Linked DNA regions of Homo sapiens: region 2 is linked to region 1. Evidence: read pairs that join two places in POLR2A ChIA-PET (ENCODE). Cell type or tissue: GM12878. All regions are shown on one strand. Links, peaks and the distances in the headings refer to the core of each region. The heading gives the core; the rest is flanking DNA. Region 1 overlaps BCL2 (BCL2 apoptosis regulator). Region 2 has its middle 290 kb from the start of BCL2.

What was found. Peaks named below come from ENCODE experiments on the same cell type or tissue, not always from the same donor. Only the 100,000 strongest peaks of a DNase experiment are listed, where the experiment ranks them.
Region 2: POLR2A ChIA-PET joins it to region 1 with 7 read pairs; 3 of 35 experiments call an interaction of 5 or more read pairs at or near these places.

What each region holds. Positions count from the first base shown.
Region 1 is chr18:63,139,728-63,145,112 of GRCh38, forward strand. All of the region lies in intron 2 of BCL2 (BCL2 apoptosis regulator), which reads right to left. Among named protein-coding and RNA genes, the nearest start is that of BCL2, 180 kb to the right of the region's middle. RefSeq lists enhancers at 2,479-2,578, 3,129-3,318. In GM12878, for the core only: no CTCF peak of the experiment used is centred there; DNase peaks (open chromatin) are centred at 504 and 2,214; H3K4me3 peaks cover 2,520 bases; H3K27ac peaks cover 3,805 bases.
Region 2 is chr18:63,028,481-63,033,865 of GRCh38, forward strand. No RefSeq gene overlaps it. Among named protein-coding and RNA genes, the nearest start is that of BCL2, 290 kb to the right of the region's middle. In GM12878, for the core only: no CTCF peak of the experiment used is centred there; no DNase peak of the experiment used is centred there.

The sequences.
Region 1 (5,385 bases), core at 154-5,153:
CTTCATTTTTCTTCCTACCTTCCTCATTCCATTACCTTCTTTTGGCTAGAGCTTCCGAGGGCCCTGCCTGTTGTGGTGCTCAGCCCTCTCTTGTTTTGGGCTTATGCTATTTCACTGTTTCGGGGGGAAGTATCAAGCATAAAGTGACAAACTTAACACTTTTATGATATTGTGTTGGACATGAAAATATGTCCAGCAAAAAACTTAATTATTATAACTCAACAATAAAAACGTAAGTAGCTAAATTTTAAAAAAGGCCAAAGGATTCTGGTAGACATTTTACCAGTGAAGGTACACAAATGGCCAGTAAGTGCATGAAGAGATGCTTCACTATCATTAGTCATTAGGGAAATGCAAATCGAAACCACAAGGAGAGATCACATCCACTAGAGTGGCTCTAATTTTAAAAATAGATAATAACAAGTGTTGGCAAGGATGTTGAGAAATTGAAACCCCTGCACATGACTGGTGGGAATGTAAACTGGTGCAGCCATTGTGGGAAAACAGTTTGCTGATTCCTCAAAGAGTTAAACAGAGTCACCACATGACCCAGCAATTCAACTCCTAGTACACCCAAAGGAATTGAAATTGCACGTTCACACGAAAACTTGTACACAAATGTTCACATCAGCATTATTCATAATAGCCAAAAGTGGAAATGACCCAAATATCCACTAACTGATGAACAAATAAACAAAATGTGGTCTACCCACATAATGGAATCTTACAACTCAGCCAAAAAAAGGAGCGAAGCATTGACACATGCAACAACATGGATGACCCTCAAAAACATGAGGCCAAGTGAAGGATCCAGGCACAAAGGCCACCCACTGTCTATGAGTCCATTGACATGCAATGTCCAAAATAGGCAAGGCCATCAAGACAAAAAGTGGATTAGAGGTTCCCAGGAGATGGGGAGACGGGGAGACTAGGGAGTCATTGCTAATGGGTACAGGGCTTCTTTTTGGAGTGATGGAAAAGTTCTGGAATTAGCTAAGGGTGATGGCTGTATAACCTTTTGAATATGCTAAAAACCAATGCGCTGATCACTTTAAATGGAATTTTATGGCACGTGAACTATATCCCAATAAAAGAGCTTAATTATGTTCCTTACACGACATGAAGAGGGACTAAACTATTTTTATACCATATGGAATTCCACAGAAGTACTGGCTTGTGATGGATCCTCGGCTCACAAGTGTAATGAGGAATGAGACGCTGCTGGTTAGAAAATGTGCACCACTGTCATTCTCCAAAAGAAAAAAAGGAAGAACTGTAGTAGGAGGTGGCATGGTTTGTGTTCTGGATGAGAAGTTAGGGGTCGGATGCATGAGCAGCAATCGGGGCACTCCTACTTGTAAGGTGAGCAGCTCACTTCACCCCTGGGACCTTCAATTTTCCTCATCTGAAAACTCCGCCGTAGCGAACCTCTAAGAAGTCTCTCTCCGCTCTACCATCTGGGCTTACCTAGTTAGTGACCTTATTCTTCACCCTTTCTCGTGCATCCTTGAGGATGTGACTTGGGTTCTGTTGGTGCGTGCCAGAGCTGTGTTACTGTAACTATTGCAGAGGATCTCCTGCTTCCTCTCTGTGTGGTCCATCTCTTCCATCCGCCACTTCTCCACTGCTCTTCTCCCCACCTGGCCTCAGACCCTCCTGCTGTGAGTTAGGAGGAGGCCTTTCTTGGCACAGCACTGAAGCTGTGACCTCTGATGTGCCTCTGTGCTTCCAATCTCTTTGCTTTTATGAGCATAATCCAAGTTATTTGTCCCAGACCCCAACCCCCATATGCCCACAAAGCCCTCTGCCTCTCATGCCAGTTTTAATTAGAACTGGTGACATCAGTGTGGCTTAAAGTAGGGAGCAGGTGGGAAGCTCTGATTATATTCAATACCGAACAGGACTCTCCACTGCCTGACAGGGGCTGGGGATTCCACAGGCAGACTGGCGTTTGGAATAGATCCACCAACTCTTTTTTCTTGGGATCTGGAGCCACACATGTGGCTCTCCTCCCCACCCCACGCCACTGTCCATACCTGTCTCCGTATGTGAGTAGAACATAATCACTGTGTGCTCCACAGGGATTGGCGACAGGCAAATATGCTCTACTTGTCGGTCATGATTTGGGCCAAGCGTGCCGTGGCTCCTGTACCTGCCATGTGACTCGTGAACACGGGGCATGGCCCAGGCTGCCTCCCTCTATTTTTGTCACTGCAAGAGTTAATTCATGAAAATACGCCAAAAATGGGAACTGAAAGCAGATGCTTGTTAAGTTCTGCAGCTTGGCCTAATCGCTGTCATCAGGACATCGCTGCTGGGGGCAGTGAGGGGAGGGAGTCCTTCATTTATTAAACGTGGAGGGCCAGAGTTAGGGGCCAAATGTTTGGTTTTCACTTGTTTAAATCAGTAAGTGTTGACTGAGGCTGGTGGTGTGGGGAGTACAAAGAACCTGCATGTCCTAATAGGAATTTGCTGAAAGTGGCCTCAGACCTGGAGGAGGGTATGTAGAAGAAAAAGAGCAAAGCAGACTAGGCTGGAGGATGCGGCATCCTCAGCCAGCTGGGCACTGCCAGCCTCCAGCCCTGCCTTGTCTGGCACTTGCTTTTTGGGACTGGTTAAGAAATCAGCCTGGGCATCTTTTCTGGAAGCTCCACACTGCATTAGCTCCAGGGAGCCCTGATGACCTACCGCAGGCCCAGACATCTGTCGAGGACCAGATGCACCCCGGATGGTGCTGGTTCTGTTGTTCTTGGTTTGGGGCAGGTAAGTCACAAATGGCTGAAACTTCACAGCCTGCTTACATCCCACTCAAAAGCACCCCAACGTATAATAGTCTTACTCAGATCCCAGCTCCCCAGTTCTGCAGCTCAATGGGTCATTCTGTGACCGTCAAAGTGACTGCGATGATCCTCTGAGAAGCCCATGGGAGAGGCTTCTTATCCACACCATCAATCTACCGATCAGGAAGAGAAGAACAATTACATCCTCTGTGCTCTGGGGGACAAGGGGAGCTGACGGATGGTGGTGAACTCCTCAGTGAGCTCCATATGGGCATGCTAAGAAAAATCTGCTTTCATTTTGTAGTTTATGATTTAGTTCAGTTCACCTGGAAAGACTCAACATGAATAAAACCAGATGCATTTCAAGGAACACTGCTTGGCTCTTTGACAATCCTCTTCCTTCCTCATCAGACAGTCTTCCTGTGCCCAGGGAAGACAGCAGACCTCTCTATCACAAGGAAAATGCAGTCTCTGTCAGTGGCAGCAGCTGTTAGTACCAGGACAGGTAAATGGTGGGCCAGGTCAGCCTGTGGTTCTGGATCCTGGCTCATTAACATATGGACAAGATACGCTGGCGTGGCCTCTCATCTGAATAGCTGTTTACGGCGAAGGACCTCTGACAGTATGCTTTCTGTTGCAAGAAGGATACTGCTGTATATAGAACTAGAGAGAGAAGCAAAAACAGAAACTCAGAGAGAGAAACGGGAGACCCAGAGACCCAGAAAGACAAAGAGAAAGAGAAAAAGAGAAGCTGAAAGCAATCATGGATGAGTTTTAAGTGAGTGGAGGGGCTGAAATATCTTCCATCAGCACAACCTACAGGGGCACAGTTGACAGCTGGCTGACCTGACCCAAGGACACGCTCTCACAGTGAAGCCAGTGAAGCTGGCCTCCTGGGGGCAGGAGCAAGGTCAGAACACTACACGTGCCCACTGTACAAGGCCTGTCAGCATTGTCAGCAGTGGGCACTTAACACGAGAAAAGTCGTGCCCCTGGGAGATCCACTTCCAAGGCAACTGTCACTTCCCGTCAAACGCTCAGGACCGGTCAGACACTTTTGCAGCTTGCAGCGGCGAGCCTGGGGGACCCTGCCTGCAGAAGGGATGCAAGTATGTGCTGGCTGCATTGCAAATGGAATTTGAACTGTGCTACGGGGCCTTTATACACCGACTATTCCTCAGGCAAAAATGGCAGAGCCAGAATATTCCAGGTGGGACTGGCAGCTGAGTGGTCAGTGGCCATGCCTATGCATGTGTAGCACTGGCAGAACCTTGCTGCCATTGCAGAAACCTTGGAGCGAGTTGGCTCAGGTTGCATTCAGGGATGCAAACATTTACTGACCGCCTGAGTTGCACACAGCATTGTGCAGAGTGCTGCAGGGGAGATAGTGAGCTTGACTCCATGACAATGAGCTCCTTAAGGCAGGACATCATGCTCATCACCCAAATCAGGTACTCAGTAAACGCTCTTCCAATGGGATGACTCAGAGATATGCACACCTAAGGTCGTAGGAATAAGCTCAAGTTTGGGCTGGTGAAGGCTTCAAGAGAAATTTTAGGTCAAGCAAATTGCTATTTCCACTGAGGAAACCCCTTGGCCAATCTTGGATCCACAGGCAACATGTTTTTCATAGTATAATTGGCGCTAACTTTGGATAGCTCGTTTTAGCTCTTTCTTTCCTCTAGCTTTGATCTATCTTTTGGACATATCTGAATCGAGCAATCCAACCATAGGCAAACCACTTTAAAAAGTATTTATTTAGCATCTACTTCTGGCTAGGCACTAAATCTGGGATGACAAGAGATATTTAACTGTGGTGCCAAAGCCCATTAAGGTGGCTTTTACAAACAACTCTAGACAGAAGAGACTGCCATCAGAAAGGTCACACAACTTGCTCAAAGTCACTCAGCTCATTGCAGCAAAGCCGGGGTTCGAATCCAGGACTATATGACTGCCAGGCATGTACCTTTTCAACTATATTTTGCTTCTCCCAAAGGAAGCAGAAAAGACATACAAGATCCAACTCCGGCTCCCCCGGAGCAATAAATATGAGAGGCTAAACAGGAAGTCCCGAGGAGTGACAGGGAACGCTCAAGAAATGTACCAAGAGTGTTTAAGATGGGCTGGAAGGCGGACAGAAAGTGAGACAGGAGCTGAGGCCTCAGGACTTCAAATAAAAGCAAGAAAACCAAGGATGGTGTTTCAGGGCAAGGAAGTGGCATGGGAGTTTGGGGCCACCCTGGTGGGTCCTAAAGCAAGCCGGTGTATGCCGTCAGGGGTGAGTCAGAGCGAATGGGGCCACATCAACAGAAAGAAGACCCTGTGACCATGGAGAAACCACCAGTCACAGGACCTTCCCCATCACCCCCGCCCCCGCCGCCCTGGGCACTGTGCAAGGCTGGATCCCACGGGAACGTGTGCGGCACACTCTGGAAGCCCTTGACTGTGGTCTGGCCCTGTTGCTAGGGCTGCACGTGCCATCTCAAGAGTATTTTAAAATGTTGTATGATATAGACTCAAATCCCCAAAGAGAAATTCTTTCCATATTATTCAGGAAAAGCCCTCCTATTTACAGGGCTGCTTCACAGGGAATTCTAGAATGTGA
Region 2 (5,385 bases), core at 100-5,099, 110 kb before region 1:
ATTACAAAATATTTATTACTATTATAAAGGGGTGTTGAGCTTGACAGAGTTGAAAACCACTCATCTATGTCATCCTTTTTAGTGACTTCCTTTATCTTCTTACACCTTCCCCTGTTGTTTGACATTCAGGTTACTGCTCACATGTCATCCCCCCATTTATACCGTATTAGTTACTTGTTGCCTTCCTCCACCAAAAGATAAGCTTTATGAGGGCAGCCATTTAATCTGTTGCGTTCACCACTAGACTACTAGTATCTGAATATGTTAGCTACTCAGTAGATACCAAATCAGTACTTGCATATGTTAATTACTCAATAAATATTTTAAAAATAGATGGATGAATCTTTCAGATCTTGGCTTTGACATTATTTCTTCCTGTAAGTCTTTCCTGACATGCCTTGGTCAGATGAAATGTCCATCCTTGTGAATAAAATGATAGCAGAATTGTGGATGAGAACCAAATAACAAGCAAACAGTAACACATAGTATCCAATCAGACCATAGAGAGGTTATTAGAGTCCAAACAAATGATGAAGGAAATTGGTTACAATATGGGTAGGGGCACATCTACCCAACTCAGGTAATAAAGAGGTGAAAAGGGTTTGATTAAAAAGTGGATAAAATAGAAACACGATGCACTGGTTGAAGACTAAATCCCAGTTGAAAAGCGTGGCTTTGGGTTTCTGGTTGATGGAATTGGTTCAGTATATTCACCCATGCTTTGGTAGGGTCAGTCATGCCCACATCCCACTCAATCTCTGACCAATAAGCAATTTCACTGTAGTCCTGAAACTTCATCCCAGTCTTATCAGTGCTGTTCCAAGTGATAAGAATCTGTCCTCTCTACTTAAGTGGCTTTACAGTTCTAAGATTATATTAATATAAGCAGAGAAATGGTGAAGGAAAACAAACCTGTGGTATTAATATTTTGTGTTAAGTTTATTAATAAGTTTTATAATCAGGATAATCTACATAATAAATAAGGGGTAGAAACAATATACATTTGAAGCTCTGATATATCAATTTTGGGATTTCAATTTGAAATACATCATTGGTATTAGACCTGCAATTTTAATTCATAAAGTATAAGATAATTTGATTAAATTTTAAAACAGTATTTGAATGTTTAAGAAAAACTGACCTGAAATAAGTATGGTGTGTGTGCCTGTAATCGCATCTACTCAGCAGTCTGAGGCAGGAGGATCGCTCGAGCCCAGGAGTTTGAGGTCAGCCTGGGAAACATAGCAAGACCCTGTCTATAGAAAAAATAAAAAAAAGAAAAAGAAAATAAAAACTGGCTCACTATGTTTATAAGTTTGATTTGCAAGAGTTTCTTAAGAGTTTAGAAGATTTTGTTTTGTAAATCTGTCCAGTCAGGCATTAAAAATGTTTAAAAGAACATAATTATGTTTGTAAGTTGTATTTAATTGTTTTTTCTTTTCTTTTTTTTTTTTTTTTTGAGACAGAGTCTCGCCCTGTTGCCCAGGCTGGAGTGCAGTGGCACAATCTCAGCTCACTGCAAGCTCCGCACGCTGGGTTCACGCCATTTTCCTGCCTCAGCTTCCTGAGTAGCTGGGAATATAGGCGCCCGCCACTACGCCCGGCTAATTTTTTGTATATTTAGTAGAGACAGGGTTTCACCGTGTTAGCCAGGATTGTCTCGATCTCCTGATCTCGTGATCCACCCACCTCGACCTCCCAAAGTGCTGGGATTACAGGCGTGAGCCACCGCGCCCGGCCGGCGTATTTAATTGTTTAGAAGACTTTAACTATTAAGCTTAAGTTAATTTAAGATTAATCAAAGAACAAGTGAATATCATATTTCTTATTTTTGGACAAAAATTACTAGATTTATAAGTAGGATACAATTTGTAAATTAAACACAAGGGTGTAAGAATATTTACGTTTAAAATTTTACTATTAATAAATTGGTTATTAATTTTAATAATTATAATAAATAGGCCTGTTTACAAACTCTCTGCAATATAAAAATAATTCAGAAGATACTCCCCAAAGAGCATTAGAATTTTTTGTTTAATTTTCCATCTCCCCAGTTTGTCTCTAAATTCTTTAATTTTCCTGGAAAAATCAACTCTCTTTGTGTCAAACATATTTTTATGTTCTTTGTGTAATTGATCCTCTCCATTAATACACAATAATCCAGTTTTTACCACTAATATGGTTTGGCTGTGTCCCCACCCAAATCTCATCTTGAACTGTAGTTCCTCCAGTCCCATGTCATGGGAAGTACCCACTGGGAGATAATTGAATAATGGGGTGGTTACGCTCACGCTGTTCTTGTGATAGTGAGTTCTCATGAGATCTGATGTTTTTATAAGAGGCTTTTCCCCCTTTGCTTGGCGCTTCTCCTTCCTGCTACCATGTGAAGAAGGATATGTTTGTCTCCCCTTCCACTATGATTGTAAGTTTCCTGTGGCCTCCCCAGTCCTGCAGAACTGTGAGTCAATTAAACCTCTTCCTTTTATCAATTACCCAGTCTCAGGCAGTTCTTTACAGCATGTGAAAGTGGATTAATACACCTACTTATTGTATCCTTGGTCTTCTATGATCCTGAATTAACAATAACATTGCCCTAAGCCTGCAACAATAAGATGTATATAGGCAGTCTTCACAGCTTCCCTTAAATTCTGTTTTCCTTCAAGAATACCTGGTAACTTCTTCTAGCAATATGGCAGTCAGGTACACAATGACTGTCCTCACTGGAACAACTAAAATGGTTTTTAAAAAATTTTAAACCAAATTTTATAAATGATTATAAGTGAGGAATACACCAAGTCTAAAAATAAAATAAAATCAAGACCTCTGGGAGGTTAATAAGTTCCAAAGCTAGCTTTTCCTCTAAGGGTTTCCACCAGATCTTAAGATTTCACTTTGCAAGTACCTTGGGTGTAGGGGGCTGGAGATAAAGCCCAGATTCTGCCCAAGGAGGGAATATAATAGGAGGCCCCCATATATAGCTGGGACTTACACTGCATATGAGTGAGACATAAGCCCCACTGCACAGAAATTTATAGCAAAAAATTTGCTTTTCTCAGCCTTGCTGACAGGTGGAGAAGGAAAAAAATATATCCCTTGAGAATTTGCAACCATATGCCAGCCCTCATGCAAGATTTTATCTTAACTAACCACTTGTGTGATCTGGAAAACATCAAGCAGACTTTAAATTAAAATCCTTTGTTTGTAGCATCTCCAGATGATTCACAGAAGTAAGCGACCTTCCTAAAGAAAAAAAAACATAATTTAATTCAGTTCTGCAAGAATTCCCACAGGTAAAGTTGCAAAGAATATAAGTGGCTTAAAAAATTATGAAATTTATGAGGAATCAAGTTACTATGAATGAGAAGAGGCAGAAACAACAGATAGTAGAAATAGATCTTTTAAAAGTTCACATACTTATTTTCAGATAAAGAATACTCATTATCTACATCTAATATGTTCTTTTAAAATTAAAGATTTATAATCCCATGTAGATTTCAGGAAAAAAATTAAGTAGAAGCTTGGAAATTTGGACAGAAACATGTGGATTTAAAAACAAATCTAGTAGATCGTCAATAAATGAAAATTATAGCAATTACATACATATTACATTATAGCAATTATATATATATATACTTTTTTTTTTTTTTGAGACTGAGTCTCGCTCCGTCACCCAGGCTGGAGTGCAGTGACATGATCTCAACTCACTGCAACCTTCATCTCCTAGGTTCACACAATTATTATGCCTCAGCCTCCTGAGTAACTGGGATTACAGGTGTCCGTCACCACGCCTGGCTACTTTTTGTATTTTTGGTAGAGATGGGTTTTCACCATGTTGGCCAGTTTGGTCTTGAACTCCTGACTTCAAGTGATCCACCTGCCTAGGCCTCCCAAACTGCTGGGATTACAGGCGTGAGCCACGGCTCCTGGCCACAATTACATTTTTTAGAAAGATCAGCGGAGTAACTAATTAGGTAACAGCTAACATGGGTATTTGTTAATTGGAAGATGGGTGTGAAACAATTTAGAATGCAGTCTAGGGAAATAAAGATCAATGGATGAATGGATAAAGAAAATGTGGTGGCCAGGCATGGTGGCTCATGCCTGTAATCCAAGCACTTTGGGAGGCCAAGGCAGATGGATCACCTGAGGTCAGGAGTTCAAGACCAAGCTGGCCAACATGGTGAAAACCCATCTCTACCAAAAATACAAAAATTAGCCAGGCATGGTGACACATGCCTGTAATCCCAGCTACTTGGGAGGCTGAGGCAGAAGAACTGTTTGAACCTGGGAGGTAGAGGTTGCAGTGAGCCAAGATCATGCCATTGCACTCCAGCCTGGGCAACAGGAGCAAAACTCTGTCTCAAAAAAAAAAAAAAAAAAAAAGAAAAAGAAGAAAATGTGGTGTTAATATAAATACACAATGGAATACTATTTGGCCATAAAACAATAATGAAATCCTGTCATTTGTAGCAACATAGATGGAACTGGAGGCCATTATGTTAAGTAAAATAAGCCAGGTACAGAAAGACAAATATTGCATATTCTCACTCGTATGTGGGACCTAAAAAAGTTGATTTCATGGAGGTAGAGAGTAGAATGATAGTTATGAAAGGCTGGAAAGGATGTGCATGGGGGAGGAAGAGAGGTTGGTTAATGGGTTCAAATATACAGTGAAATAGAAGAAATAAATTCTAATGTTTGATAGGAGAGTAAGGTGACTATAGTTAACAATCATGTATTATATATTTCAAGATAGCTAGAAGAGAGAATTTAAAGGTGTTCCCAACACATAGAAATGATAAATACTCAAGGTGGTGAATACCCCAAATACCCCGACTTGATAATTACACATTCTATGCATGTAACAAAATATCACTTGTACTCCATAAATATGTACAAATATGTATCATTTTTAATTTTTTTAATTTTAATTTTAATTTTTTTTTTTTTTTTTTAGATAGAGTCTTGCTCTGTCACCCAGGCTGGAGTGCAGTGGTGCAATCTCAGCTTACTGCAATCTTCGCCTCCTGAATTCAAGAGATTCTCCTGCCTTAGTCTCCTGAGTAGCTGGGACTACAGGCGCCCACCACCATGCCCAGCTAATTTTTGTATTTTTAGTAGAGATGGGGTTTCACCGTGTTGGCCAGGCTGCCCTCAAACTCCTGACCTCTGGTGATCCACCTGCCTTGGCCTCCCAAAGTGCTGGGATTACAGGCATGAGCCACCGCACCCAGGCTAATTTTTTTTTTTTTAAATTAGGCAACATATAGAAGATTGAGTATATATTCTCTTCACAGTAATAATACACTGTAAATGCATAACAGAAATATAACTAGAAAAATTCCAAATGTTGGAAAATTAAGCAACATGTTTCTACAACCTGTG